Linked DNA regions of Mus musculus: region 2 is linked to region 1. The links are chromatin loops, found by intact Hi-C in ENCODE. Cell type or tissue: left cerebral cortex. All regions are shown on one strand. Each heading gives the region's core, and the rest is flanking DNA. Links, peaks and the distances in the headings are about the cores only. Region 1 overlaps Gm31432 (a long non-coding RNA gene). Region 2 has its middle 73 kb from the start of Gm22805.

Region 1 (15,234 bases), core at 3,021-11,020:
GGCTCGCAGCTCTATCCAGTGAGAAGTCATGGCCAGCCATGTGCAGGGGCTCTTAGACAAGACAACTGTTCTGGGTAAGAACTAACCAAGAACCAGTTCTTGAAGCCAGGTCAGGGTGTGCCCTGAAACACACCATGCTCAGCGTTGTTAGTGTTGGATGGGGGAGGCCTGCTGTCTCCCAGGCCTCTGCAGTACCTTCAGGGCCACCTCCAGGAGTAGCTGTGATCATATTTCCTTGCGTGCTTGCGCTCCTCTCATCCACCCCTCCTCCCCCTTCACAACTGCCTTCCCACAACTGACTTTAGCCATCAGCAAGCATTTGAGGTGGCTAGGTGTGAGCGCCACCTTGGAAGCTCAAGGAAACAAGCTCTTGAGCGGGGTAGGGAGAGAGCAATCCCCACCGTTTGTGGAAATGATAATGTCCACCACATAGACTTGAACCTCAGGTGCTCCTTTGAGCCTGGTAATCCAAACATGATGTTCAATAATGTTTGTTGATCCCCAAGCAGTGATAAGGGGTTAGTGAGAAAGAAGTCTTTGGTCTAGGAGAAGGAAGCAGAGGCAAAGAAGCCAAACCCGTGGCACCCAGCTTCCCATACTTTCCTGTGCATGAGAAATCACCAGAGTCCCTGACAACGTCTTTAAATGACCCCTTCTCATACACACATACACACACATGCATTCATATGCACACATGCACACACATGCACACACATGCACATACCACACACATATACAAAATACATATGTATACACACACATACACAAACACATACAAACATATACACACATACACATATATACACATACATAGCATACACATACCACTCACATATATACCACACATATATACACACATATACACAGACATAACACACACGCATACACACACACATACACCACCACCACCACCACCACCACCACCACACCTCTGATCCTCTGTTGGGTTTATCTGATCCACACAATATAGTTCAAGGTAGACAAGAGGAGGAAGCCTGAGGCTCTCCTGGATTGGAGCACACACACACACATAAATACATACACATATACATATACACATGCACACACATATACATATACACATGCACACACATAGACATATACACATACACACACATACATATATACAAATACACACATACATATACACACATAGACATACACACACACACATACATACATACATACATACATACATACATGCAAACATACACACATACATACACACATACACATACACATACACACACATACACACAAACTCTAAACAAGCAAGAGAATGATGTCCTCTGGCCACTCCTTTGAAAAGGAACTTTGAGACCCTGGAGCTGGGCACCATGTAAATATGGCCACCATCATCCCCTTCCCAGCCAGAGGTCAGGCACATTAAAATGCAAGAGAAAAGATTTGTTCAATCAGAAAATGAGCTGGGCTCAGGAGGCAGGGCCACACAGGAGGCCTGCCCACTGGGAAACATGTGGCTCTGAGAAGATGGATTGGAGAGAGGCAATGGAAAACGAGTCCTACCGTAGGGCCTGAAATCTACCATCAAGGCCAGGGCCTAGCACAGGGTCTGAGGCCTCCTTCAGGGGCTGAAGCTTAGCACCGGAACAGAAGCCTAGAGCAGTAAGCCATCCTGCTCCTCTGCAGGGATGACCCAAGGGCAGCGCTAGCCTGAGGACAGCATTCAGTTTTCCTCTCAGGACCTCTGTAGGGAGAACAACAGGCAACGTGCCAGACTCAGAAGACAGGCCACCTGTTGCTGGGTCAGCGGGCAGATAGGCTTGATGCCTGTCAAGAGCTCTGGGCTACACGACAGGCCTGTCTTATCCACTAGGGACCAAAGGCTCTGGGTCAGGGTCCCTGAAATGTTTTAATTTATTTGAAAACCAGAAGGAAACAAATGACCTTTCAGAGAGAATGGAATGTTTTAATACATAATATAAATGTGTCATCTGTATAGCAAAGCTGTCATAGAATCTGCTTTGTTTCCTATTTATTATTTATGTTTGCTTGTTTGTTTGTTTGTTTGTTTGTTTGTTTGAGAAAGGCACCCAAGAAATCAAAAGCACCTAGGGTGTCAAAAAGTCAGATTGGAAGCCAAGGAAATGACACAGCAGGTAAAGGCGCTGGCTGCCAAGCCTGGAAACGTACCTTGCATTCCCAGCTCTCCCATGATAAAGGAGAGAACCTGCTCCCTCCAGCTGTCCTCGGACCTCCACGTGCACAGCGTAATATACACACCTTCTCTCTAAACCAATGTTTTTAAAGATTCTTTCGAAGTCATGATGCAGCCAGGACCAAAGGGTAGGACTGTCTTGGAAACTGGAAGGCTTCCTGTATAATGGAGTGACTTCCCGTGGCAGCCAGAGCCTGTAGTCCACCTGCCCATCAAGTGGTGATGCCCAAGTTTCAGCCCCTGAAGTAGGTCTCAGACTCTGTGGCAGGCCCCAGCCTTTATGGTGTATGCACATACATTCAGCAACAGTTGCTATAACTGGGCTCCAAATGAGAAAGGAGAAGGGGTCTGGATACTGGACGGGGAATGTCAACCCCTCATGACTTTGAATAGGAATAAATGACTATAAATGAGGACCAGGTGAGCAAATTTGCTTTCTGATCAATATTTTGGTCCCTTTTTGATCTTGTACTGGGGCGATGTTCACCCTCTTCCACAAGTGAGGAGAGAGAGGAGGGAATGAAAAAAGGTAGCAGTCTAGCCTGCTCCCACTCACCCAGGGCTTACTCGCTTTCTCTTGCCCCATGGTCTTCTTGACACCCCCATTATCCCTTACAAGGCCCCAAACTTTGCGTGTAGTGATCAAGCTGTCCCACCTGTAGTCAGAGGCCACGTTCACTAATCCAGAAATTAAAACGCCTGGAGAAAACAGGCTAATCAAATTATACATTCCTGAGAACCATTTATAAGCCGGGTACATTCTTTAATCTTAATTAGAAATCTGAGCAGCTCCCACCGTCTCTGTAATCAACATTTAAACAGGACTGACCCCCATGGCGCTAACCTTGAGAGTCACACACAGGTCTGCAGTGAGAAGAGAGCCAGAAGCAGGGGGGTGGGGGGGAAGGCTGCCTTGTCACTAAAAGCAGGGGGTGTCAGAGGACTGTGGGCAAGGCTGCTCAACCCCCTGGGTCCTTTCCTCCCTAACAATGAACAAACGCATCCAGTCACCTATCTGATCTGCCCACCTCTCCTCCAACTCAGAAGCAGGGTTGTCACCCAACAATGGGACTAATTTCCTCGGGAGCCTAGCTGCTACACACAGCCAATAACCTTCCTGCATGGCACTTCCACTCATGCTGATTCACGTACCAGTCCTTAGAGCCTTCCAGACACAAGCTAACACCTGCCTCTCCCAGGCTTCTACCCAGGTTTTGTGGTCCTGTGTCCCATTCCTCCCTCCTGAACTGCTGACACCACTTGTGTATATGATGGCTTTAACTTTCTGAGCCTCTAGGTATAGCTTGTATCCAAGCATCAAGGCTTCCCTTTAGTTTTGACATAGTCAGTCCCTCCTCTGTCCTTAGAAGCCTACAAAGAAAAGTAAAATCCTTGGTTGGAGGGGGACAGAATGCACTGATATATACAGAAAGTACATGCAAAGTATAAGACTCATAGGAGGGTTAATAGTTGAAACTTGTGGACTGCACAGAAAGAAAGGTGGAAGTTTGTGGGGTGGGGATAGGAGTTGCCAGGAGGCAGATCCACTAGACAAGTGTGCTTAGCATGTAGATTAAGTCTCCCAGGTAGCCATCACCTGTGGGCATCTCTGTCTAGGCCAGTTGTCAAACCGCAGTCTATCCTTCATGCAAAGAGATCTCTCCTCTACAGATACCAGCTAAAAGACCCCTGCCCCGTCTGTTTCTTACCAGATAAAATGCCTCTTTTAACAAAAAGACAGCTTTGCAAAGCCATCCTTATACCTGTGGCACCTCTGAAGAACCTTCTGGAAATCTACTAGCAATGTCTATTTAGGGATGGTCAATTTTGTTCTCCCTAAGTCCACACAGGCTTGGGTGGGAAGGTTCACAGGCACAGTCATTCACATGAGACAAACTAGAAACGATCTAAATGCCCATTGATGGTGGCAATCCCTATGCACCACAGTATACCTACACATGGGATACAGCTCTACAAAATGAAGCAGGGTGTGGCAGGGGATGGGGGTGAGGGTGGGGATGGGGGTGGGGAATGAGGGTGAGGATGGGGGTAGGGATGGGAGTGGGGAATGAGGGAGGGTATGGGGATAAGGGTGGGGGATATAGCCAGAGTGAACCTTGTCTTAGGATTTCCATTGCTGTAAAGACACACTATGACCAAGGCAACTCTTATAAAGGACAACGTTTAATTGAGACTGGCTTACTGGTTCTGAGGTTCAACCCATTATCATCATGGTGGGAAGCATGGCAGCATCCAGGCAGGCATGGCACTAGGAGTTGAGAGTTCTACATCTTGTTCCAAAGGCAAACAGAAGACTGTCTCCCATGTGACTAGGAGGAGACTCTCAAAGCCCACCCCCACAGTGACTCACTTCCTCCAACAAGGCCACACCTCCAAATAGTGCTACTCTCTGGGCCAAGCATATTCAAACCACCACAAACCTCAACATTACTCTGAGGCCAGAGACAGACACAAGACTGTGGCTCACACATTTCTATTTACATGAATATTTCTAGAATGGACAAACCCATAAGGGCCAGGGCAGGCAGTGGGTGCCTCATGCCTGGGGCAAGAGCGGTCGTGGACAACATGTGGACAGGACTGAAGGAATTCTTCAGGGGTGAAGAGTGGGGCCCTAAAACTGAATTGCACAATGGGATAAAGTTAGTAAAAGCCATCCAGCTGTACCCTTACAGTGGATGGACTTTATGGTATGAATAAAACGAGCAGTAAAGCTGTTCATCAGGAACACTAATTGATGGATGGATAACGGGATGAGGAGGCAGGCTGATAATGAAACAAGACTGTAGTGGGAACAGTGAGATCCAGGCCATGCATTGAATGAGAGCACTGGAGACTTTGCACATCTCTGTGTGCTTAAGTTGTTTAAGAGTGAAATGCTGTGGGGAAATGACTTGTTGGGTCATCTGTCTGAAGCTGGTCTGCCTGGCTACCCCAAACCCACACAACCCTTGGGGAGAACTCATCACTCTCCCTTCTTCATGAAGTTTGTCAACCTTATTACAGGCTGGCTCCCCGAATAGTTGGCCTTATCTTGCTCATGGTACCCACTCCTTGTGCCAAGACAGGCTGAGGAAATTCTTTGTTGAGGAAATTGAATTATACCAAAACCTATGCTTTGGGGTTTGTCCATTTGCTTATTTATTAAACTTTCTACTTTTTTAAGTAGTTCAACAAAATTGGCCTTGCCTGTTGATGTCTAGTTAGAACCACAACTCATTATACAAGCTCAGAACTACTGGGAAGGAAAGAGGGAAATGGCCTGAGCACTGTCTCCTAGTACTCAAGTCAAGGGGACTTCCCTGCTGGACTAAGAACCTACTAAATGCAGGCCTATAATCTAGATCTGAAGAGAGGAGCCCTGCAGCCATCCCCTGCCTACATCTCACACTACCTGCTTTAGACCCTGAGGTCCATTTGTGGTTCCCCATCAGTCACAGATCCAGCTATGTTCTTAAACCTTTTCTCTCTTCCTTATCCCCCATTCCTCCTTGCTTTGTGCAATATTAGCTCCCATGTCTGCATCTTCCAACCTCCCTCTGAGGCTTAGATCCTTTCTGGGTTTCCTACAATAGCTAAGGCCTCAAAAGTTGGCACCAGGGGTTGAAGAGATGGCTCAGCCATTAGGAAGACATATTGCTCTTGCAAAGGACCCAGGTTGAATGCCCAGCACCCATATCAGATTGTTCACAACCACCTATAACTCCAGCTTTAGGGGGTCTGACACTTCTGCCCTCTACAGACAGCTGCACGAATGCATATGCACATATACCCACAGACATATACACATCTACATAACAAAAAATAAAATAAAACCTTTTTTGAAGTCTGACACCAAGACCATTGTCTCTTCCCCACTCATCTTAACTCCCTCCTTTGTTCCCAGCTTCTTAAAACATCACCCAAATCTCTCAGCAGGAACATGTGACACCCCAAACACCTTATGTCCCTTGGTTCTTCCCTTCTAGACAAACTTCAGGATTTTTTTAAATGCCAATGGCTCCCTCCTATGTCCATCCAATAAAGTTCAAAGTCAGCATGGTATGGTAGGCCTCCTGCAGCCACCACTTGCCCAGACCACTTTCTCACCATCTTTCCCACCACTCTTTCCCTCGACTAGGTGGAGCCATTCTTTGCTACCTGCCTCCAATAGCAGTTGCCTCCATGAGGACCCCTCAGCCATATTGCTAAGGATCGATGGGTGAACTTGCAAATGGTCTTTGTACTCAGAACTAAAGGTCTTTTCCAGAGAAGAATAAACTGTCCTAATCAGGAGGAGAGGTGAAATGGAAACTTCTGGTTTGTTTGCAAAGTCAGTTATGTAGAATGATGTTTTGCTGGGCACAGATGTAAAAGAATGTTCTGCTAAAGGAGGCACATGAGCTGGAGCATTGGTTTGCTTTGCTCTACCTCAATATTTTTCACTGGTGACACGCATGTATTGGTTCGCCTTACACTGCATTGCTGAGCTTTGCCTGCGGTGACACCATAGAGAAACCCACCAAAGAACTTCTTGTGAGGCACCTGTGACTTCTTGCTGCTTCTGCAGACCCTGGCCAATTGACGAGCCTTGCGGTTTCTTCTGGATTGAACTGCCCTTGCTGGTCTGTGTATGGTGACTGCAGAGACGACTGGTTTGCAGCTGCTGATTCATAGTTGGTGTTTGCTACTGGACTGAACTGCTGATAACCTGACAACGAAGATTGAGCTTGCCCCCAAAGAACTATTTCTAAACAGGTATACTTCCCCCATGTCCTAATAACTTTTCTCCCACTACCTCTGGTGGGTTGTGGGTTAGAAAAGAGGTTGAACCCTTATTAAAGTAGGTTGGAGAAAATGTATGCCTCTAGAGAGGACTTCTTTGGGCTCCTTGCAGGGAGGAAACCCCTTGTGGGGGAAAGGGGAAGAGTGCCCAGGCTGCTCCATCTCCTCAGCCCACTTGGAAGGAGGAGCACCAGCTGTGTGAGGCTTACCATTTCCAAAAGGCCAGTTCTTATATAACGGGACAAGGCAGGTGCATAATGAGAGAAAAAAGTATTGATTCCTCCCACGCTGCCTCATGCTCGTTCCCAGGCAGGGAGCCAGGGCTGCATGGATACAGCCAAGCCCATCCATATGGCTTTGCATCTGCAAGCAGCCCCTTAAAGAGAGGCATTAGTCAGCTCTTTGTATGTTAAAACCAGAAGCCTCTCCCTTCCTGCAGCCTGCCCCCCTGGGCCATTTTTGTTCAAATCCTACTAGGACCCAGATCTTTTCTTCTTATTCTCGGCAGCATTTCCCAGTGTACTTCTCCAGGTTCCCGAAGTGTTGATGGTTCTACATAAGCAGAGGTTTGTACCAGTGACTCCTGGGCTGGAATGGTTCCCAATATCTAGTCTCACATCAGCAACCAGGCCCCTCAAGAGACCGGGCCTCAGACACTGATGCAGGACAAAGGCAAAGGATGAATCCCTATCTCTATCCTGATCAACTCTCTCCTTAAATTAAAAAAAAAAATAATAAAATTAAATGTCTACCAAGGCTATCTTAGGAGAAGGAGGCAATACTGGTTGTTGAACCTAGAACCTCATACACCTAGACAAGTACTCTACTCCTGAGCCAAACCCCAAGCCTGAGGCATTTTTAAAAATTTCCCAGTTGATACGTTTACAATGCAATGATCAAATGTCTGGCTTACCTGCACCGTCTAACTCTTTATTTCCCAACTGTAACTCAGTCTCAGAGTGGCTGTCCCCACGTCCCTGTGGCTTTCCGATGACATCTGAAGTTCCTTCCGACTCTGCCTCCAGCCTATTCCCCAAGTCCCCCATGTATACAGTCTCAACAGAAACAGGATCTCAGCACGAGCTGAGGGATCTGTAGTACAGCAGAGCCCCACCTGCATTTGAGATGCAGAATGCTAAAAGTGTCCTTTCCTCAAGTGGTCCCCTAACTCTGCTCTTAACGCTGAAAGAAAAAGGCCGTGCGTTATCAGAAATAAGTCTTCTTATCAGACATTCAGGCACACTGAACAGAGGAGGGCAGGGGCCTGCTCTCCACTTCTCCGCATCAAGCGCCCTCAGCTGGTAGCTAAGTGTCTCATCACTCTGGGATTTGTGTGTATTCTTCCTCCTCAGAGTCATCTACCTCTTCCTCCTGGCCTTGGCTCAGGCACTTGGGTCCAAGTCCATGTTTCCCTTGATGGCATCAAAGAAAGCTTCAGATTCTGCAACTTTACCAGTAGGGCTAGGGAAGGACCCCAGAGACAACATCCAGAAGGTGAAACATTTCTAGATCATTGGTCCTCAGTCCTCAGTGCTCGTCTCCACTCTTCAGGTAGCTTCAGACCAAAAATGTCTTGGGCTTCTCCTGGAGACTTTTACTCAGTTGGTCTGTGATGGGTTCCTGGCCTCTTCTGAAACCTCTATGTGATGCTAAAGTACAACCAGGGCTGAGAGCCTTGAAATGGGCTCCACTCATGGTGCCATTGAATAATGCCACTTCTCCTTCCTAACAAAGATCTTCTTTTACTGCTGATATAGACCACCAGGTCACTGGGAGAGGGACACGTGCCCATGTCAGGAACGGGGTCCTGATGCATAACTGAACCACCTTCAGACATCTCTGCTAGCAAGGGGGAAGGGGTGGTAGTGAGGGACTGGAATCTATGGGGAGGCTGATGCTGGCTATTTGCATCTGTCAGTGAGATGGTACCCGGTCAAGGCATTGCGGCAATGACCATGGTAGAAAAGGATTTCACACTGCCAAGATTCGGCTTTCCCACTGACCTGAGAGTTCAGCTCTTGGATTTGGGGCCTCCTAGAACTTAAAATTGGAAGAGAGACTAGGGTAATTTTGGAACCAGAACAAAAGCTGGGGTAGGCTAGATCCCCATGTCCCCAGCCTCTGAAGAAAACTGTGGATTGTCCCTTGAGTCTGAGAGCTAAAGATGCTCTGAGAGAGAAAGAGCCCTCAAGCTAAAAGTTAGGTCAGGAGCGTCCGTGTCCAGAGAGAAAGAACACCACCCAAGGCTGGCTTCCTTGGCCCTGACTCAAGAGACCAGCTTAACCCTACTCTCTCACTTTCTTGGACCCCAACACTACAATCAATCCCCCAGCTCCTGAACCCCATTTTGCTCCCTATTATCTAACTCAATGCCCTTGATCCCAAGATGCCAATAGAAAAGAATGCAGTGTCTGTGAGATGTGTTCATCTCTAGTTAGGAATCAAAGCTTGGTTCAGACACTTGGGTTGTGTTTCTTGGTACATTGATGAGATCTCAGAGCTGGGTTGCTTTTCTTTATCTCTCTGCGTATTCTCACCCCAGCCCTAAAAATGTACTGAGGCAGACACCATCAGCTCTGTTCTGTAGACAGGGAAACCCGGGGGCTCCATGGAAGGAAGCAATTCTTCCAGTTAACGGCAAAGTTAGGATAAGAGTCAGAGTCTCCTGGTTCCCATATCACACCTTCCTTTATCCTTTCCCTATGATGCTCAGTGGCGGAAGATCTGTGGATGACGAGACCTCATCTGTGCGCAAGCTGTAGTGATGGCATAACGGACAAATCAGCTGCCATACAATCATGATGACTGGAGTTCAGATCAACCAAACCCATGTAAGTGCCTGAAAGTCAAGGCCACACACCTCAGTTCCAGCACTCAGCAGGCTGAGAGACATGGGATCCCTAAAGCAAGCTGACGAGCTAGTACTAGCAAGTTCCGGGTTCGACTGAGAGACTGCCCTTACTGTAAGCTGCATGGCCCTTCTTTCTCCTTGTCTGGCTCTCTTTCAGCCAATGTTCTATCAATAATCAGAGCAAAGGCATAAGGGTGAGTGAGGGATGCCTAGGATAAGCCTTCAGGGCAGCTTGAGGTAGGGGTATGCCTGCTGCTGCAGGGTAGACTGGGCTGATGGTCTGTGTGTGTGTGTGTGTGTGTGTGTGTGTGTGTGTGTTACTGTGGAAGCTCAGAGTCAGAGCCATGCTCCCAATCTGGGTCTGTTACCTCCTAAACACACAACCTTTGGGGAGAGTGTCAAGTTTATCAAAGCCTCATGCCTCTCAGCTGTAGACTGCCCATTTTTCAGAAGGGAAACTGAGGCTAGGTCACAGAGTTAGCCAGTGCTAGGATTTGAACCTCAGTTCTATGTAGCTATGAAATCCACAGTCTCAGACTCTGGCCTATGTCCTTTTTCTTTTTTTCTTCTTCTTTTTCTTTTTCTCTCTTTCTTTCTTTCTTTCTTTCTTTCTTTCTTTTTTTTTTTTTTTTTTTTTTTTAGGCAGGGTTTCTCTGTGTAGCCTTGGCTGTCCTGGAACTCACTCTGTAGACCAGGCTGGCCTCAAACTCAGAAATCCACCTGCCTCTGCCTCCCAAGTACTGGGATTAAAGGTGTATACCACCACTGCCCAGCCCACATCCTTTTCTATATCCTGCCAGGATCCAGTTCTAACGGTCAGGTGAAGATCTGGAGGTGAAGGCTGGCCAAATAGTTGAGGGTTCCGCATGCTCAGTATGTGTCGTCACAGCTATGGGCCCCGGGCTGCTGGCTTCCCACAGGTACGGCTCCTCCTCTAGCTCTTGCCAGGCTGCCCCTGGGGGACAGGTGCAGGCCGGTGCCCTCTCTGCCTGCTTCCGCTACTGCTAAACTTTACACTGGGCTCTGTCATTAGCCCAACAACAAGCTCCCTGTTTGACTAGCCCTGTCCAAATTTGCTCGGCGCGAGCAGGAACCCATGGTAAGTAAACGGTTTTCTGTTGATATTTGAGCACTAATGAAGAGGCAGCGAGCGAGGCCCATTAATAACTGAGGAGGTGATTGTGTTTGCAGAAGGCCTGTGTACAGCATGTCAGCCTGCCCAGGGCCTGGCCCGCCTCCTTATTGATTTCCCGATAAGCCGAGCAGGGCTCTTGTTCTCCTGGCAGAGCCTCCCCCAGGCAGTCCTGAGGTGGGGTCTGCTCCCCCCAAGAAAGCCTGTATCTCAGGTGAGTTCAGGGGTCATCTGTCACTCATTCAGCCACCATGCATGGATAGAGCGTCTAGCATGGGTCATAGGTAGGTCATTACCAATATTATCCTAAGTAAGGAGTCCCCATCCTTACTTAGAGATAGTTTGCCCTGATCTTCCTGGTGAGGATGCTCTTTGTGGTGCCTGTGGAAAATGGGCTCCGTGCCTGCTTGGGTTTTCTTCCTTTAGCAGAGGGATTGAACCCAGAGCCTCACTTACACTGCTGCTTTGTTACTGACCTATACCATTATTTTTACATAATTTACTTCATTTTTTTTTAATTTTGAGATAAGGTTTTACTAAGCTGCCAAGGTTGGCCTTCAGCTCCCTCTGCATTTGGAACCTTGCCTTCTTCCACCAGAGTCTCCTGAGAAGCTAGGATATCGGGTCTGCACCTCCAGGCCTGGCTTAGACTTTTGACCACATACCAGGTGACCCTCTGTCACCACCCGGAGAGGACCTGTGGTGGAAAATGGCCTCTCTCTGAAGCTGTACTTCCTTCCTGTGTCATCCTTAGCTCTGAGGTCCCTCCCGCAGGCTCATCATAGGAACTTTTGGTTTTATGCTGGAAGTGGGGATGTCGGGCAAAACCAGGGGTTTCCTTACCCTCCTCACCAGAATTACTCTGGATCTTGAACTCTTCAGAGAAATGGCACCCCAAGTCTGACGCCAGGGCTCAGTGTGAGGATGTGGTGGATGTAGCTGTGGTCTTTCCTATTTGGCTTCTTTGTCCCCAGAATAATAACTCCGAGACCCAATTATTTACGAGTAAACGTCTAGGACATAAGCTTTGTCTCATTCCCCAACAACCTCGTAACTGATACAACCTGTTTATTCTAGTCTAGGTCTGCCAGATGGTTGGTTATCTCTCCTCAGTTTCATCATCAGACTTCAGGACCAATCTCCAACCTCTAACTCCCAGAGCTCCAACCTCTCTATACTGGAACTCCCACCTTCTATTTCCTGCCTTAGCTAATAGGCCAACAGGTTTTTATTGACAGGTGACGATTCCATACAGAACATAAGAGATTCTCTCTGCAGATGGCTACTAGACTCCCAACCTGAGACTTGTTTTGAGGGTCAATTTTTAGCTTTCCTTGTCGAGAACTGGGGTTGAGTCAGGTACTAGCTTAGTCATAAGCTTGTAGTCCAGTAGAACAACAAATTAAAATTCACTGACTGCCATGGATCCAGGGCTGGGGAGGGAGCAAGGAGGGAGCTGGAAGGCTGGGGACATGTCATAGAGGAGGCAGCATAGAGGAGGCTCTTAAGGTTGCTTATGAGCCTACGGGAACATGTTTGCTCTCCTGGCAGAGAAAGAAAGAGCAGCCTGCCATTGGCTTCTGTTTTGTGCAAAGACCCAGGTTTGTCTCCTAGACTTGGCAGGATGGGTTATTTTATGGATGAAGGCTTTGTTAGAAAGGTCATTTTGGTGGGACTGGAGTGTAATGTTGAAGGTTGGGATCAGAGGCCTTGGGGACAGCATCTTCATTTAGCTTTGTCTATGTCTATATATCTGAATCTATATGTGTGTATATGTATATATGTATATTTCTATGTATCTTTCTATCATCTATCTATCTATGCCTATATTTACCTTTATATATGTGTGTGTGTTCAAGTGTGTATGTATACAGATATGTGTGAGAGTGCCGGTACATACGTATATGTGTGCTCATGCAGTTGGTAGCCAACAAGGTTGATGTTGGGAGTCTGCCAATGGGGTCCACCCTTAAGGGTCCTTATAACCCACAGCACAGCACTGGCTGACACCCCACCATTGGGTATAGGCCAGTCAATAGCCATGATCCTTTAGTCTCTGACTATTTTCTGTGATAAGGACTTCATACACCCTGAAAGCCAACTTTTGTACCATGATCCCAGCATGGAAGCAACATCCCTGCATCTCCTCAATCTCAGCCAGTCCTGGGACAACAGAAGGACACAGTCACTCCTCAGTTAGCTGTACTGAGTTCCTATTATGTAGACAAGTGAATTAGAACAGTCCACTGTTGCAAAGGGCACACTATTCTGTAGGATGTAAAAGGATGATGCTCTTATACACAAATACACAATAAGATGGTGCTCATAGGAAAAACACATCAATGGAGGGAAGCCTGGAGGGGACCAGGAACATACTTAGCCTCAAGTGCTTAAAGAAAGCCTATCTGAAGAGGAGGCGTTCACACTTAGACACAAAGGGGGACTCTGGGGAGGGTGTGGAGATGGCTCAGTCAGTAAAGAGCTTGCCATACAAGCATGAGCACCTGAGCTCATAATCACAACGCCCACAGAAAACAGCAGATTTGGTGGCACCAGACCTTAACCCTGGCACTGGGAGTTGGGGATCCCTGGAGTTCAGTAGCCGGCCAGCTTAGCCATACCAGTGAGCTGCAGATTCAGTGAGAAACCCTGTCTCAAACAAACAAACCAAGGTGGAGAGCTATCAGTTAAGACAGCTAATACTTGCCTCTGGCCTGCTCATGCTTGTCATGTGCACATACATCCACTAGCACCTGCATGCACACATGCATATGTTGCCCACCTACACATTCATACATGAAAGGACACTTGGCTTTTGAGCATATGTGGTATCCCTTACCTGAATAATGATGGCCCCAGAAATAGGTAAGTAGTATTTGGGAGTCAACTGTCACTGCCTCCAGGCAATTATTTAACAATAAAAACCATTCTGTCCATACGTGCTTCCCACTGTAAACGAAGCCACGTGAGTTCATTCACACATGTGCGTGCACACTCTTGTTCACACCTGCTCATTTCTCTCCTTGGTGAACATTGACACATACACATCTCCCTGTCCATCTATCTCTACATCGTGATGAACGCACTCACAAAGCACGTGGCTGTTGGTCCCATTACCCAGCCTCACACACATACAAAAAAGGCTCCATTGCACGAAATTCAGTTGTGCAGCTCTGCTCTGCCTGTGCCACCAAGCTCAGGCTCTGTCCTTGCAGTGCCCACTAACCCACTAGTTCACCTGCTTTTTCAACCTTGGCTAATGCACACGGCCACCCCAGGGTGATTGGACCACATTTCTCGCCCTCTGGGAGAGAAATTCTGATGCCTGAATCATTTGAATCTGTGGCACTAAAAGGTCTCCTGACCAGAAGGAACAAGAAAATGTCACTGGCTGATGGGGACAATTTTAATGCAAAATGCCACCTTCTAATGATTGCACCTTTTGCTGCAGCTGCCAGCAAAAAGACACTTAGCTCTTTTCCAGAGGTCAGACTCTGATCAAACAGTTTTGTACTCTCTTCTACCTCTCTATTCCCTCAGAATTACAGTCTCGGACTCGCCCAGAGCCAGCCCAGACGTCCTCCTGAGCAAAGGCAAAAAAACGACCCAGGCAAGTTCCCCAGGAAAGCACTTCACAGGCCTCTGACCCTCCTCTCCCTTCCTAGCCCCTGAGCAAGGATGAAGGGCTCCTGTTTTTGCCTTCTTAAAACCAGGACCATGTGGTAGAGAAACTCCTTAGAGCTTCCACTGACGCCCATCTTCCCATTTGCTGCATGCCCTCTGCATAAACTCTTCGCTTTGTTCTTTCCTCTTCAGATAACTCTGAGCCTCTTGTAGAGGACACAGGTGAAGTCCAAATTGGTTAGCACCCTGTCCTTGGAATTTAGCACAGGCTGGACTCCTTGTGATGCCTTGTAAGATTTGCCAAGTGGCCATGAACCCCGGAGTGGAGACAGAAGAGAAGCATGGTGCTTCTTCAGGAGAACAGAGGATGCCCTTGTTGCCCTTCTTACTCTCCATTAATCCCTTTCCTCCTGAGCCATCCCAAGTGGCCACCACTGTCCTTGAAGACCTTCAGTGCCCTACCTGATGAACACCTACCCCAGTATACACAGCACCCACCCTGCCCCATCGCTCCGCTCAGGGTCCATACCACCCACATTCCTTCTGCCTCCCCATATCCACCACTGCTTAGCCTCGACTCTCTACCTGAAAGGCTTCATCCTCTAAGTACTGTGGACCCTTCAGTCCCCATGCTAGAGAACACTTTCAACAGTAGACAGACTT
Region 2 (15,234 bases), core at 4,205-12,204, 270 kb before region 1:
CATTTCCAAGGGTACCAGTCAGCTACCTGGCAGGTTGATTACATTGGATCCCTTCCATCAAATGCAGGCAGAATTGCCCTCGCTGAGACAGTTGCGTATTCTGGGTTATGGATTCACTGGCCTTGCTTGTAATGCTTCCGCTAGCACCACTATCTGTGGGCTTAGGGACATCTTCTTCACTATCATGGTACTCTTCACAACATTGCTTCTAATCAAGGAATTCATTTCTCAGCAAAAGAAGTGTGGCAATGGGCTCAGGCCTATGGAATTCCTCTTATTATATCCCTCATCACCCAGAGACAACTGGCCTAAAAGAATGGTGGGGGTGAACACCTAATGTCTCAGTTGTGGTTCCAGTTGGGAGACAGTGCTCTGAAGTGATGGGGCTCTGTCATGCAGAATATTGTATATGCTTTGAATCAAGGACCAAGATACAGTGGTATTTCTCTCATAGCCAGAACCAATAGATCTCAGAGCCAGAGAGGGGCTGTAGGAGTGCCTCCTCTCATCATTACCCCAGTAATTCACTCCATTCACATAATTTTGCTCCCCATCCTCAGATATTTAAGCTCTGGTCCTCTTGAAGCCTTGGACTACAAGGAAGAAAAGCTTCCACCAGAAGAAAAAAATGGAATCCAAACAACCAAAATCATGGTGCCACTGAATTAAGAACCAGACTCATCTCTGGCTTACTATAGCCCTTGTACCACTGAATCAACAGATAAAAAAAGGGATTAGGTCAGCCAGATGTCACACATCTGTAATCCTACTACTCTAGAGGCTGAGCTGAGAGGATTGTGAGTTCAAGGCTAGCCTGGCCTATACAGTGAGATCTTATCTCAAAAAAAAAAAAAAAAAAAAAAAAAACCTCTCTCAAACACAAAGGAAAAGAAAAAGATATTCCCCTATTAGTTCAGGGTGATTGGTCCAAAAAACAACTATGGTTTCTGAAAAGATTCTGGAGAGCCCAGGGCATTTGCTGTGGGCATCCCACACTATTTCCACAACTAATAACGAGTAGAAACTGATGGAAATTGTAGCAACCAAAAATATATAGGAACTCTCAGGTCTAAATCTCTCAGGAATGAAGGCTTGAAGCACCTTGCAGGAAAAACAAGTAGTGGGAAAGGAAGATTACATACATGCACACACAGACACACACACACACAATACACGCTCATGCTCACATAGACATACACTACACATAGACATACATACACACATATACCACACACACACTGCACATATACACACACATACATATCACACAGAGACATATACCACAGACACACAGAGACACACATCACATACACACAGACACACTATACTCACAGGCACACACACTCACATTCATACAGACAAACATACCACACAGACCCACACAGTCACATAAACACACCACACAGACACATACACTCATACACACACACTCACATACACACAGACACACACCACAGACACACCACACACAGAGACACACACACTCACATAGACATACACCACACATAGACATACACACACTCACACACATACCACCCACACACACTACACACACACACACACATACCACACACATAAATACCACACACAGACACACATCACACACACACAAACACTCACCATACTCACAGACACAAACACTCACATACAGACAGACAAACATACCACACAGTCACATACACACAAACACACCACACAGACACATACACTCACACACCACATATACAGACAGAAACACAAACATACCACACAGTCACAGAGACACACACACATACACACACACTTTATGACCAATTACATCAGCAAGGCTGACAGCAACCATGTATACTTGCTTCTTTCTGTGGATTATTTTATTTCATGCTCCTTTCCCTTATTACATTATAATATGTCCGGGATTACCTTCACATTTACTCTTCAAAGAATAAAATATTCTAATGGAGGAACTGTGCTACCTTGCAGAGGAGTTAACATGGCCTGGTAACAGCATGGTTGTCACCCAAAGATGGGCACAAGAGCTGAAACTTTGTGTGTCTTTATTTTGAGGAAACAATGGGAACATCTTTTTCAGTATAGTATAGGTAAAAGAACAGATTTTTAACATGGTTGCAGGAATTCAAATCATGTTGAAAGTCGTGTGCAAATGTTGAGTATCCAAATGAGTGATCTATGAAACTGTTGTCCCTCTAAGTAGATCCTTCCTAAGTCACAGCAGGATGGTATTGCAGGATAATTGATCACACTGGGAACCCTGAGATTGTGAACTAGAAACCCCTGGGGTTTTTTTCTTGTGGTGTGGCTGAGCCCCAGCACACATCTTTAACCTAAGACCTTTCTGTAAACAAGAGCTAAATAAAGTCAACCATAGGTCAAGAGGTAGAGCAAGCAAGCAGTTAGTAGGGAGTGAATATAAAAAAACCCAGGAAAGGAAACAGAAGGTCTTTGGGTTGAAGGGTATTTAAGACAGCATGGAGAAGGAGAAAGAACTTTGTCCTTCTGGGACATCAGTAGGACAAGAAGGTCACCTGGATGCTTTCTCTGCCTCTCTGAATGGGCAGGCTTTCACCACAGCTTCTGGCTCCTGACTCTTCATTTGGTAAATCAAACGTTTGCAATTTTGTTTTAAAAGCAGGGTGGTGTCTGCTTTGCTGCTTTCTCCCTGTCAGCAGAGGCTTCTCAGTTGAGGTTGCTAAAGGAAGACTACAAAGAGAAGAGGAGGAGGAGGATGGGGAAGAAGAGGAGGAAGAGAAAAGAAGGAGGCAGAAGTTATGATATCCCTGTTGAGTTACACTTTGCTTTCTGCTTCTGTCAAATGAGCCCAGAGCTGCGATACAGTTCGAAGTTTTCCCCAATACAGCCCAGGTGTCCTTCAGCCAAGTAAAACTCCTCCTTAAAAGGTTTGAGTCTTAACCCCACAATGCCATTCTGCAAACTCAGCAACACCAGCTTAAGTCAGGCAAGTAGGTCTCCCTCAAAGGTTTCCAGTGCTATTTCCATGATACTCCACTGTTTTTTGTTGCCTTAACCAGGTGCTTGAAACTTTTGGTTACCTGTCAGCCTGTATATGAACTTGGTACATTTAAAATGTTTCCTGTAGTGGAGATGGCCCCTGTCTTTTGCTGAGACCTGGATGAGCACAAATCTTAAGAAGAAACTGAACAAATGGACAAAGGTGGAGCATGGCCTGAGCTGCAGTGTTTGTTACAAGCTCTTATACAAGTCTGAGCCCAGCACACCCATCTTCCACAGGATGCTCTGGCATCTTCAGGTGCGGAGCTCTCCACACACCTGCTGTGTTTGCATCTCTGTTCTCCATCCCACTTCTAGGTGTCACAGCAAGGCCTCTTCTTTGGACCAATTGTGTATAGTGAAAATGGACCCAGAGACATGGTGGAAGACAGGCTTTGAATGAAGCGCCAAGAATAGGACTTTGTGCTGTCCAGATGATAATTGGAAGGATTTTAAACTCAAGAGTCTGTGGAAACAGCACTACTTCAGAGGCTATACTAGAATGTTCTCTAATCCATCAATCCATTACTCCATCCTAAGATTCTTGCAAAGAAAAGTTGTCCCCAAACTCTAAGGCCTTTCCTCTCTCTCTATCCTACCGGTGCCACTGTAATAGCAAGGTTGCCTCTTTTTGACACTCAGAACAGAACACTATCCACATCTATGCCTCTACTACCATCACTGCCATTATATGTCTCAGTTCTCAGAAAAGGGAAATAGATAGCTAAAGAAGTAGAAGATAGGCTGTAGAAACTTCTGGGACAGGCGGCCTGAAGAAATTGTTGTAAAAGAAGGAAGTCCATGAGAAGAGAAACAAGATTTGGGCCCAGGGTGCTCACATTAATAACTGGACACCATCCATTTAATGCCTGCTGGAGTAGAAAGTCTAAGAAAAGAAAAGAAGAAAAGACTGCTCAAAACTTCTGCTAACAGAATGCTACCTTCTCCTATTTGAGAGCAACATGATTGGCAAATTGATACAGAGAGTCTGATAGGAAGGAAGAGAGTGTCTCCTGGGATAAGCTTGTCCTCAGTCTACTCCAGTGTAGACTGTTGAAACGCAAACTATGGGAAGAACTCAGTGTGGGTTAACGGTACAGAAAAAAGACCATTCTTTACCCACTACAATCTTAAACCTCATTCACCATACAAGTGAGTCTGCCTGGACTAGATGTTGGGTCAAAAGTACTAAAGAGAAGAAGTGGGCTCTCTGAGTTTCATGGGTTTTGCAGTACACAGTACACTGAAGATTTGTACACAGTGGAAAAGGTCAGTGGCCTAAGAGATAAAGCAATAGAGGTCTGGGGAATGTGAGGTTTTAGCACTATATAAGAAGATAATCTGAAAAAGTTTTGTGAGATAAAGGAATTGGAAAAGTGGGGAAAAGAAGAAGAGAAAGAAGTTGAGGAAGAGGAGGGGGAAGAAGAAGAAGAGGAGGAGGGAGAGGAGGAGAAGACAATGACCTTGGGGCTTGGATTGGAAGAGTCAAAGGATTAATCAGATGGGGAGTGACCAATATGTTTCTCACCTCTCCATCTCCCTCAAATCATTTCTCTAGTTCATCCAACGCTCTAGCTTTTCTATCTCTTTCTGCCTATGACTCCCCATCTCTGCTCCCAGGGGAACCCTCAGTCCAAATGGAGGGATTTATGAACAGAGATACTCCCTTCTCCAGATCAATGGCCAAAGATCAATAGCTATAATGCAGAAAATTAATCCATATTCATTAGAATTGAATTGAACAAATGATATTATTAAAAAAAATCCCTTGGAAATCTATGTAAAGAATTACATGGAAAGTTGTTCTAATGTCACTGCTGTCTGCACAGCCAGGGAGGGAGGAGCTATTGCTCACATTCAAAAAGCACTCTAGAAGATTCCTTCTTAGAAAGTAAGAAAAGGGGCTCCCATGTTGCTGCTGCTTCTTCTTCTTCTTCTTCTTCTTCTTCTTCTTCTTCTTCTTCTTCTTCTTCTTCTTCTTCTTCTTCTTCTTCTTCTTCTTCTTCTTCTTCCTCTTCTTCTTCTTCTTCTTCTTCTTCTTCTTCTTCTTCTTCTTCTTCTTTTATCATACATTTGGAAACACACCCACAGACATGGAGGTAGCATGCCCCTTCTTCTAACCTGCCTGACTTCTCCCTGGAATCTGTGAAGATCCTCCAAAGGAAATAAGCTGAGTATGGCCTCAACATTGTGAAGGCATCATTGACACATTTAAGAGCTTTCTGTTTCTACTTTGCATGCCATTTTATTCTTTCCTGATACCTCAGGAAAATCCTGAAGACCCCTGACAAAGGTTTATCCAGCATCTTTATAAGATGGGGGTGTCTGTAATATGAAATTAAGTATGGGCACAATTCATGTATTTACACTTAATTCCCCACATAATAGTATTAAGGATCAGGGCATGTAAGAGGTGGTTTAAAAGGGACAAAGTTCATACTGATGGAGTTAGGACCCTTCAGAAGGGGCTTTAGGAAGGGGTTGCCCCTTCTGCCCCTCCCACCTCATCTGCCTCTTGAAGCATTTGGCCCCTCTAGAGAATCTCCCAAAAATGCCATCTTGAAAGACCCATACCAACACTCAGCCTGCTGTCTGTCACCTTGTCCTTGGACTTCCCAACATGCAAAACTATGAAAAAGAAATAGCCACCATGTACAGATTACCTAGCCTAAGACATTTTGTTGGCAGAGGCAGGAGCTCCTCGTAACATATATTACAAGGAGGTAGGGACCATTTTTGTCCTTGCCCACCACGGTGGAGAACCTCATTTTCCTTCCTCCCCTGAAACGTTCCTTTGGTGAATATTCACAGTTCTCCTCTCCAGAAGACCAAAAGCTCCTTCCAGGGTCTCATACAAAACTCTCTAATGGTACCACGTGAAAGAGATCACAGGGCTTTAGGCTCTCCCTTTTCCTAGTCCAGCTTTCTATACTCTCAGGGCCCCATTAACTACTCTGAGTCTCTTTTCTTTCTCTGGGATGTATGTGTCTTTTTCTGGGAAACTGCCAAGCATTTGGGAGAAGCCGTGTGGGCAGAAAATGACCACAAAGCTAGAGGGAATGCTTAAAGAGTCCAACAACCACTCAACACGGATTTATTGAGCATCTGTCATGTTCCAGGAACCATGCAAGGTTGGAGCGGGGGAAGATGAGCCCTGCCTAGGCCAGCCTTTCTCACAGCCCAGCATCTGAGTGGGAGCTATGGCATCAGGCAGCTCCACAAACTTCTTCTATTTTTATAAGGTTCATTCTGTCTTATGGGCAAAGAAGGGCCACCCAAGTGTCCTGCACTTATTGGTTGAGTTAATCAAAAAGAATTCATGCCCTGTCAGCCCTTACTTTTTGAGATGGGGAGCAGAGTTAAATAAGAAATGACAGTGACTATGCATAAGGCTCCTGAAATTTTCTCCTCTGTTAAACAACCCCCACCGTGGCAGCCACTACCACCACGCACACATGTTCACATGCTGGGGTGCACACGCACACGTGCCCATGCACTCAGAAAAGACTTGCTACTCCCTGCTGTAAATGCAGGCTTCGAGAGACAATTAAATATTGATATCTTTACATCTCAGTATTTTCTTTTCAAATCCAAACAGCCCCAACAGGAGCCATTGCTGATAGTTACTTAACTCCTTAAAACGTCCACGAGGGGTTTTATCCTTTTAAAAGGAAGTCGTTACAAGCAAGGAAACGGAAACAGGCTGGGGTGGGAATGGGCTACTTCTCCTGAAACAAGCCCCCGAGAGGAAACTTCCGCTCACTTTCGTAGACTCTGCCCCAGAGAGCCAGTTCTAGGAGCAGGGCCAGCTTTACACAAGCAGGTCTGGCCTCCCACATCGCACCCTCTCCATGGCCTGAAAAGACAAAGACATACTCTCTTGCCAGCTTCCAAAATAGGCACTTGAGCGCCCTGCAATCAGAGGCTTGGTGAAATTATGTAAATTGTCCATGCATAATGATGCCCCTGCTGAATAGATTAACCCAGCAGGGGTACTGGACAGCACTGAGCAGGTGTTAGCTGCTGGGCCCTCGCGCTCTACCCAGCATCAAGGGTGAGAACCTATACAGCACATACTACCACGCACTCTCCTTTTCTCTCAGTCAGTCCCAAATGTTTGCCCACTAAAATCTCCAGGGTCAGCCTGAACGGGAAGACACAAACCTCTTACCCCCGGGAGTTGTTTCTTGGAAGGTCAGCAAGGGGACCCTTCAAATGGATGAACCTCAACTGTAACCTCTAGAGTCCCTGCCCTGTGTTTCTGTGTCTCATTCCCTGCCCTGTGGGTGGGACTCGCATCCTTGTATTCTCCACAGGATCCAGTCCAGAGCCTTCTCCACAGTAAGCACTCCCCCGGATGCTTTTTGAATAGAATTGAATTCTAAACAGACAGAGCTGGAATGCCTCTTTGAAGTTATTCAAGCAGTCCGCAGACATATTCCGATTGTGAGTCACACGTCGTCTATGGGTGCAAACACTGGTATAGGGATTCCAGCTTCATTCTCATTACATTCTTTGAAATCTTGAAATCACAGGGAAATTGTGTCTTTGTGTGTTTTAGGCACTTATTTTTGTTTTGACTCTTGGGATTATTTTGGTTTTGAGACAGGGTTTCACTGGTGTAGTCCAGGCTAGGCTCAAACCTCTATCCCACTCTTTTGTGCCGTTGTGAGCTCTTCCATGGGCAGATGGACAAAGCTTTCACCAGCCTCTTAGCGGTGCCACGCCCCTTCCCTAAAACAAACACTGTCAATGTCAATGGCAGCTAGCAGAGTGGGAAGTGTAGACTTGAACCCCCACAACTAACCGCATGCTAAGAACTGGGGATGCGAGGGGAGGGGGCGCAGGGGAAGGTGGGCAACCTGAAGAAGACAGAAACCTGAAATCAAGATCAGCTCCATGTAAAGTAGCTGCCATTAGCCCAAATAGTCACTAATATAGAAAATGAGCCTTGAGAGGGTTCGTTGCTCTCCTAGGGTCACATCTCTCCCACAGCTGCCTTGGCATTTGACAGCCTGGCCGGGACACCCTTTTATGTTCTCACAGGCACGGGACCCCTGCCATAGTTGTCTGTATTCTGAGCAGCTATGGCAGGGGCTTGTTGGCTAGGCCTCTCTGTCCCCAGTGCGCACATCTCTGCATGCTTCAGCGGACTTTGTGGAGTCTATTTACCACATCTAAGACCAATTTCCTTCCCTTCAGTTGCTTTGAAGATAATTGAAGGTACTTGCATTGTCTGCCTGGGAATGTAAAAAGCCAGCTAATGCTGCAATCGATGCTTCCTGCTTAATGCTGAGCCTCAGCCCAGCCCGCCCTGAGCACCAGCTAACACAGCGTCCGTCCGATGATGGCTTCGGCAGATCTTCCCGGCCAGCTACTTTGTTAATCAGAAAGGGGTTGGGGGGCTGCGGGGGCCCTCAGGATAATGGCAGGCAGATTGAGTTGTTAAGCCTGAATGAAATATTTAGTAGCGCCATTTACAGGATGCTGCTGGTGGGAGCGGTCCTCTTGGCGCTGCCTGGGGATGAGAGGGAGGTGCTCTCCTTGAGCTCCCCAGGCAGGGCACTGATGAGCCTGTTACAGCAGGCAGGGAGGAAGGCTGCAGCATCAGCCTTAGAGGTGGAGGAAAGGGGAAGGAGGACTAACCTGGATAACCTCCCAACTGACACACCCCCTACAGGGCAGGCTCAGAGAGCTCAGGAGGGCCCACCCTGCTAAACCTTCAGTGGGCATGAAGAAGGAGTGCCCACCACATTCTGTATAGCGGTTCTGCTTCTTGGATGGATTTAACAAGGACGTAAGGCTGGTTGTGACATGAGGTAGGGAAAGGAAGATATTCGTGTTCCTTTCTCCTGATCACTGAGAACATAGAGTCCCTGCGATGTGTTTTAATCCACACCAAACTGATGTTCTCGCTTCCAAAATTGTGGAATGGAGCCGGCGAGATTCCCAGAAGAAAAAAACACTCGCTCCCAAGCAGGCTGAGTTTGATCCCTGGTTCTCATGTGGTAGACGGTGAGAACTGATTCCCACAAGTTGTCCTCTGACCTTTAAATGGGGTAACTCCCCCATACACACAGTAAGTAAGTAAGTGAGTGAGTGAGTGAGTGAGTGAGTGACTGAGTGAGTGAGTGAGTGAGTGAATGAATGAATGAATGAATAAATAAATAAATAAATAAATAAATAAATAAATAAATAAATAAATAAGTGGTGGAGTCTTTCTGAGGTGGGGCTACACAGTTCATATGTTTATTCAACATTTATTTAGCTCCTAATCTGCTATGAGTAGGAATTTATCAGGTGCCTTAGTATCTACCTTCTCCACAGAACTCACCCACCTCCCTCACCCCCCACCCCCATCCCCCACCCCCACGCCCCATCATGACTGAGCAATGCTTTAACCCTTCCTTAGGTGAAGAATGCAATGCTTCCTATCATCTGTCCCTGTCCCCTCCCCTCTCCCTCTCTCCTCATCTTCTCCCTCTCTCTTCCTTCCTCTTCATCTTCTCTCTGTTTCTCTCCCTCTACCTCTCTCCCACCTCCTCTTTTCCTGTCTCTCCCTCTCTCTCTCCCCTCTCCTTTCTTCTCTCTCTCTCTCTCTTTCTCTCTCTCTCTCTCTCTCTCTCTCTCTCTCTCTCTCTCTCTCTCTCTCCTCCTTCCCTCTGACCTCCCCTCTTTGCCTGCTATCTTACAGTCAGATTACTATCAGTTAAAGGTGTATATATAAATAAATTCTCAATAAATCACTAACATGGTTCAATGCAGCTACAACCAATAAGTTAGCTAAGGAATAGCCAGGCATGGTGGTACACACCTCTAATCCCAGTGCTTGGGAGGCAGAGGCAGGCAGATTTCTGAGTTCGAGACCAAGCATGGTCTACAGAGTGAGTTCCAGGACAGCCAGGGCTACACAGAGAAACCCTGTCTCGGAAAAACAAACAAACAAACAAACAAGTAAAAAAGTTAGTGAAGGAATTAAAATAAAATTATAAATAGCTGACATCTTGAGCAAGTATGATAAAACAATATAAAAACACATGATGCACCACGGCTAGGAAGGCAAGGTTGGTTTAACATTCAAAAAATAATATAACTCACCATGCTAAGAGATACAAAGAGACAAAGACAAATCATGTCAAGAGATACGAAAAGGTATTTGACATAATTCAATGTCCTTTCTTTATAAATATTCTAGGGGGAAAAATCCTAGAACTCAAAGCAAACCAGTTTATATAACACTCAAAGAATAAGTCAGATACATATGGATTCACCAACAAATCCCATTTACACATTTAAGAGACAGGGCTTGGATGTAGCTCAGTGGTATAGCACCTGTCCAGCATATGAAAGACCCTGGGTACAAGCCCAGGTACCACACTCACAATCCTGCAAAGGCAATCCTGTATATGTTGTCCAAAGAATAGAAGAAATTATTTGTGGAATCAATAAAATCTTGGTTGTGGAATCTGATGAAGATAGTTCAATAAGAGAACCTACTAATCAATCTCTCTCAGGCAAAGATCCTAAACAAGTTACTTACAAATAGCGCAGCACAATGAACTTGGGCTGACTCCAGGAAAGCAAAATGTACTATTTGAAAATCTACCAAGATAACTGACTATAATTTGCCAATTAACAGAATAAATGAAAAAGGGGGAGAAATTACATGATCACCTCAAGAGATAAAGAAAAATTATTTGATAAAATTCAACACTGTGTATGCTTTAGATGGGAAGGAAGAGAAATGTGTAAATGAGAAGAGGGAGTGTTCCCATGCGTGTTATTGCTATGGTACAGACGAGGCACTCCTGATACAGGATACAGTTAACTCAGCTAAGCCACAGAAATCAGAGCTCAATGCACAAATGTGAATAGTATGCCTGTGTAGAGCCAACAAACAAAAATGGTTTTAAATGACATTTTCAAAACATCTAAAGTAAATATAACATAAGATGTTCAAGGACCTCTAGGAAAAAAAAAAATCCTCTTATCACTGTGAAAGAAGACTGTGGCAGGTGGCGGGATGGATTTTTGGATTGGGAGAAGCACCATTAAAGAGCTCTCAATTCTTCTCCAATTGACTTAAGTTTTAATCCCACCCCAAAAAATATGCCCACCTTTTTATTTATTTATTTTTTGAGACAGGGTCTCATCATTATGTAGCTGTGGCTGGCCTGGACCTGGCTATGTAAACCAATATGGCCTCCAACTCAACAAGATCTACCTGCCTTTGCCTCCTAAAAGTCTCAACATAATTGTCTTTCATAATTTTGTAGAAACTGAAAAACTGTAAAATTTACATGCAAATATAAAGTATTAAAGTATCAAGGCATTCCTGAAGACGATGCTATATGTAAGTGATAATTTGGATGGTTTAAACTACTAGATAGTAAGATAGCATACCCGAAAAGTGAAGGTTCTTATGAAATTGGCATAGGAATTGCCAAAGCACAACTAAAGAAGTTAAGATATCTGGAAAACCCATCACATGTGCTGTCACGTGACTTACCTCAAGCACCGTTGTCCACTGAGATACCTCGAGAGCCCACAGTATGTGTTTCTTAAACAGGGCTATATTACCATTTAAAGCATCTATTTTTAAAATGACACATTTAAAGCAAAAGGGCTATGTATTCAGTGAGAGAAGCTATTTTTAGTACACATATTTGACAAAAACAAATCTTATGTCCAGAATATATCAAAGACTCCCACATTCAATAAGAAAAGGTATGGAAAACCCCACAGGAGAAAGACCGTTGTCTGATGGAAGATGGTACCCATGGATGGAGGACTCACCTGAAAACACTCAGTTGTACTAGCCTCCTGAGATGTGGAACAAGTGGAACTTATAGATGGCTTGTCTAAGTATAAGCAAGGAAAAGCACTCCTAAGATTTTCCTTAGAAAATGTGATGCAGACATGTATGTAGAAGCAGATGCATGTGTTCCCCAAAGAGACTCATAACAGCACAGGCGTCCATCGGCAGTAGAATGGAGAAAGGCAGATGTAGTCATGAAGTGGAGTGTGGTATGGAACACAGAAAGTTCAGGAACTAGTGGCATGTCTAACACCACCGATGTTCTATAAGACTATCTATCATGTGGTACAAAGAAGTCTCTCAGACAAGAGCACGCATTCTGATTCCATTTAGTTAAAATGTAGAGGCTGGACGATGGATCCATGGAGGGCCTGGGGCATAAGCATGAGGACTTGTGTTCAGATCCCCAGAACCCACATAAGAAAAAGTTGAGCATAGCACTGTGTCTACAATTCCAGCACTGAGGCTGGGTCTCAGAGCTCAATGGTCAGCCAGATCAGCCAAATTAGTGAGCTCTAGGTTTAGTGAGAGCCTCTGTCTCAAAACATAGAGTGGAGACGAGATCAAGAAAGACCCTCAGTGTTGACCTCTCACTTATGCGAGTCCACACACCAACATGAACACACACACACACACACACACACACACACACACACACACACACTCACACACATTTACAAGCATGAGCCAGCCTGTACTGATGGGGTCAGTTTGACAGTGTTGGTGACTAACAGGGGTTTGAATACCTTTCCCCACAACTTCCCATGTCCATCTGACATGAGAAGTGAAAATGTGTTGGCTTGAACCCTTGCAATCTGTGCGGTTCTTTGTGTGCATCTCGTTCTTTAATTTTAAATATGCTATTTTTATATCCGATATGCTATTTTATATCCTGAGTGTTCTTTAAAGACCCAAGTGATAAAGGTTTGGTCAAGGCTTGGCACTCTGAATAAATGATGGAACTTTGAGGGGATGGAGCCTAGAGGGAGGTCCTTAAACCATTTGGGGTATTCCCTGAAGGGGGTGGTGGAACCCCACCCTTTCTCTCTCTCTTTTACTTCCTAACCATGAGATAAGCAGTTTCACTCCATTCACTCTTCTGCCATGATATACCTTTCTACTGGCCCAGAGCTGGGAGGCCAACCAATCATGGATTGGAATTTCCAAACTGTGAGCCAAAATTAAACCTTTTCTCTTGATTAATTGATTATCTTTGGTACTTGTTTTCATGGCAAAACAAAACAAAACAAAAACAACCAAAAAAAAATACCTGACTAATGCACATATTAAAAGATTAAGGGAAACAAAACTAGAAATACTAACTGCAGTGTGATTTTACCCATATAAACTTATATAGGGAACATATACCAAGCATACTACATATAAGCAAATACCAAAAGGTGTGTGGTGATTACCCCTGGCTGTTGATTTGACTTACGACCCACTTTCTCATTACTCTTTATACGTGAGGTATCATCTGAATCTTTCCAGTGAGAATGTATTACTTTCATAAAAGCTAAAAATAATAAAGCTTTAAATAAAGATTTCCTTTTCCAATAGCAAAATTCTATTGTGGTTGTGTTTAAGGACGAAGGGAGTCCAGGTCTCTTAGAAATGCATAATTGGAGCATTTGCAGATGAAATAATCTGGTGTCTAGCAGGGGGTAGGGAGAAGTGGAGAATATAGACGTTTTAAATAGCCATATGTTGGTAATTGTTAAGGCTGAATGATGGTCCATGGGGATTCATTATGCTCTTTCCTCTACCTACGAGTGTTTGAATAATAAAATGCTGAAAAACAAATAAACATCCCTTCATAAGCATAGAATTTATGCATGGCAGATATTACCCATTGCAAGAGCTATACATAGTCTGTAGATAACCCAGGAGAAATGGAATTACTATAGAACAATTTCTCAACATTTGGTGGGTGGTAGCAGCTGGATTTAACTAAAAATACATCATATTGAAGGTCCTCTAAAAAAGCCTGGTGCAGTGAGCATGCCGGACGTCCCAGTGCTGGAGAGGTAGAGGCTGGAGGATCCCTGAGGTTTGATCAGAAGCCAATGTGGCTGATTCTGTGGGCTCTGAGTTCAGTGAAAGGCCTGACTCAAAAACATAAGGTGGAGAGAAATGGAGGAAGATACCAGACATCAACCTCTACTCTCTGTACACACACATACATATATGTGTATACATATTCACATACATGTAGGGCAGACAGACAGACAGACAGACAGACATCCTCCAAGCAAGGCTTGGTCAAAAATTCACCTGACAAAATAGTTGCCTCAAAAGAAAGAAAGTCTCCATGGGGCTCCAATATCTCATCAACATAGAGTACATTTAAGACCCAGTGGGAAGCATATATACTCAGCAGATAAAACAACAATATCTGTCCCTTTCCCAAGGGGACAAAGAGGGAAGCAGTTATGGAGAATCAAGGCATTCCTTATAACTTTCTGCCCTTTCCAGTCTAGGAGGAAAGCACCAGGAGGAGAAACTGATAAAGAGTTGGATGAGCTTTAGTGCCCTCTAAGGAACTGCAATAGCCCTGCATCTGGCCAGAGGCATGAGGTCATGGATTTAATCGGCAGTGGCTCTCAGGTCCTGTCTCCAAGGTTACCAGGTCTACTGTAGCTCTGACTTGTCCTTGACCTTTGTCAGCTCCTAACCAGCTCTTGGTGCAAGATCAAGATCCGAGTATGACCACACCTCAAACTGTCTTTTGGGCCAAACTGACTTTGAAGCTTTGGGGTGCCATAATCTATTTTATAATATTTTTGGTTAATAGAGAAAATTACCACTAGATGAATGTTTCACAACTTCAAGAATAGGTCAAAGACCTTAATTTCTTCTGAGAGGATCATTAAGTAGGAGGAATTAGGAAGCAGGAAAGAAACCTTCTCCATGTGAAAAGACTATCGTGTGTGCTCTCAAGTCACCCAAATTAACCTACTATCTAAAATCTAGGTTTCTGTGTGAGTGTTTTGTTTGCTTGTTTGTTCCTTAATTGACATGTAATTATTATACATGTTTATAAGGAGCAGTGTGATATTTTGATACATGTATAAAATGTGTAATGATCAAATAAGAGTAATTAGCATACACAGCACCTCAAAAATGCATCCTTCCTTTGTGGTGACAACATTCAAAATTCTCTCCTCTGCCCATTAAAATTTAAATGTACCATAATTATCAACTCTACTCACTGCACTGTGCTATGGAACAAGAGAACTTGCCCCTAACTATAATGTCATAACCATCAACCAACTAGTCTCTTTCTGACTCTACCCATCCCAGCCTCTACTAACCATTACTCTATGTTTCAATTCCACAATTGTGGCTGTCACAAAGAGAGGAATTCAGACAGAATTTGTCTCTCTGTGCCCAACTGCCCTCCACTCTTA

What was found. Peaks named below come from ENCODE experiments on the same cell type or tissue, not always from the same donor. Only the 100,000 strongest peaks of a DNase experiment are listed, where the experiment ranks them.
Region 2: it touches region 1 in a loop (14-fold over the local background); 2 of 42 quality-filtered maps call a loop at or near these places.

What each region holds. Positions count from the first base shown.
Region 1 is chr9:46,426,928-46,442,161 of GRCm38, reverse strand. All of the region lies in intron 1 of Gm31432 (a long non-coding RNA gene), which reads right to left. Among named protein-coding and RNA genes, the nearest start is that of Gm31432, 45 kb to the right of the region's middle. In left cerebral cortex, for the core only: CTCF peaks have their summits at 7,087 and 8,256; a DNase peak (open chromatin) is centred at 7,275; H3K27ac peaks cover 1,633 bases.
Region 2 is chr9:46,695,576-46,710,809 of GRCm38, reverse strand. No RefSeq gene overlaps it. Among named protein-coding and RNA genes, the nearest start is that of Gm22805, 73 kb to the right of the region's middle. In left cerebral cortex, for the core only: no CTCF peak of the experiment used is centred there; DNase peaks (open chromatin) are centred at 6,437, 6,879, 7,379, 8,078 and 1 more place; H3K27ac peaks cover 3,109 bases.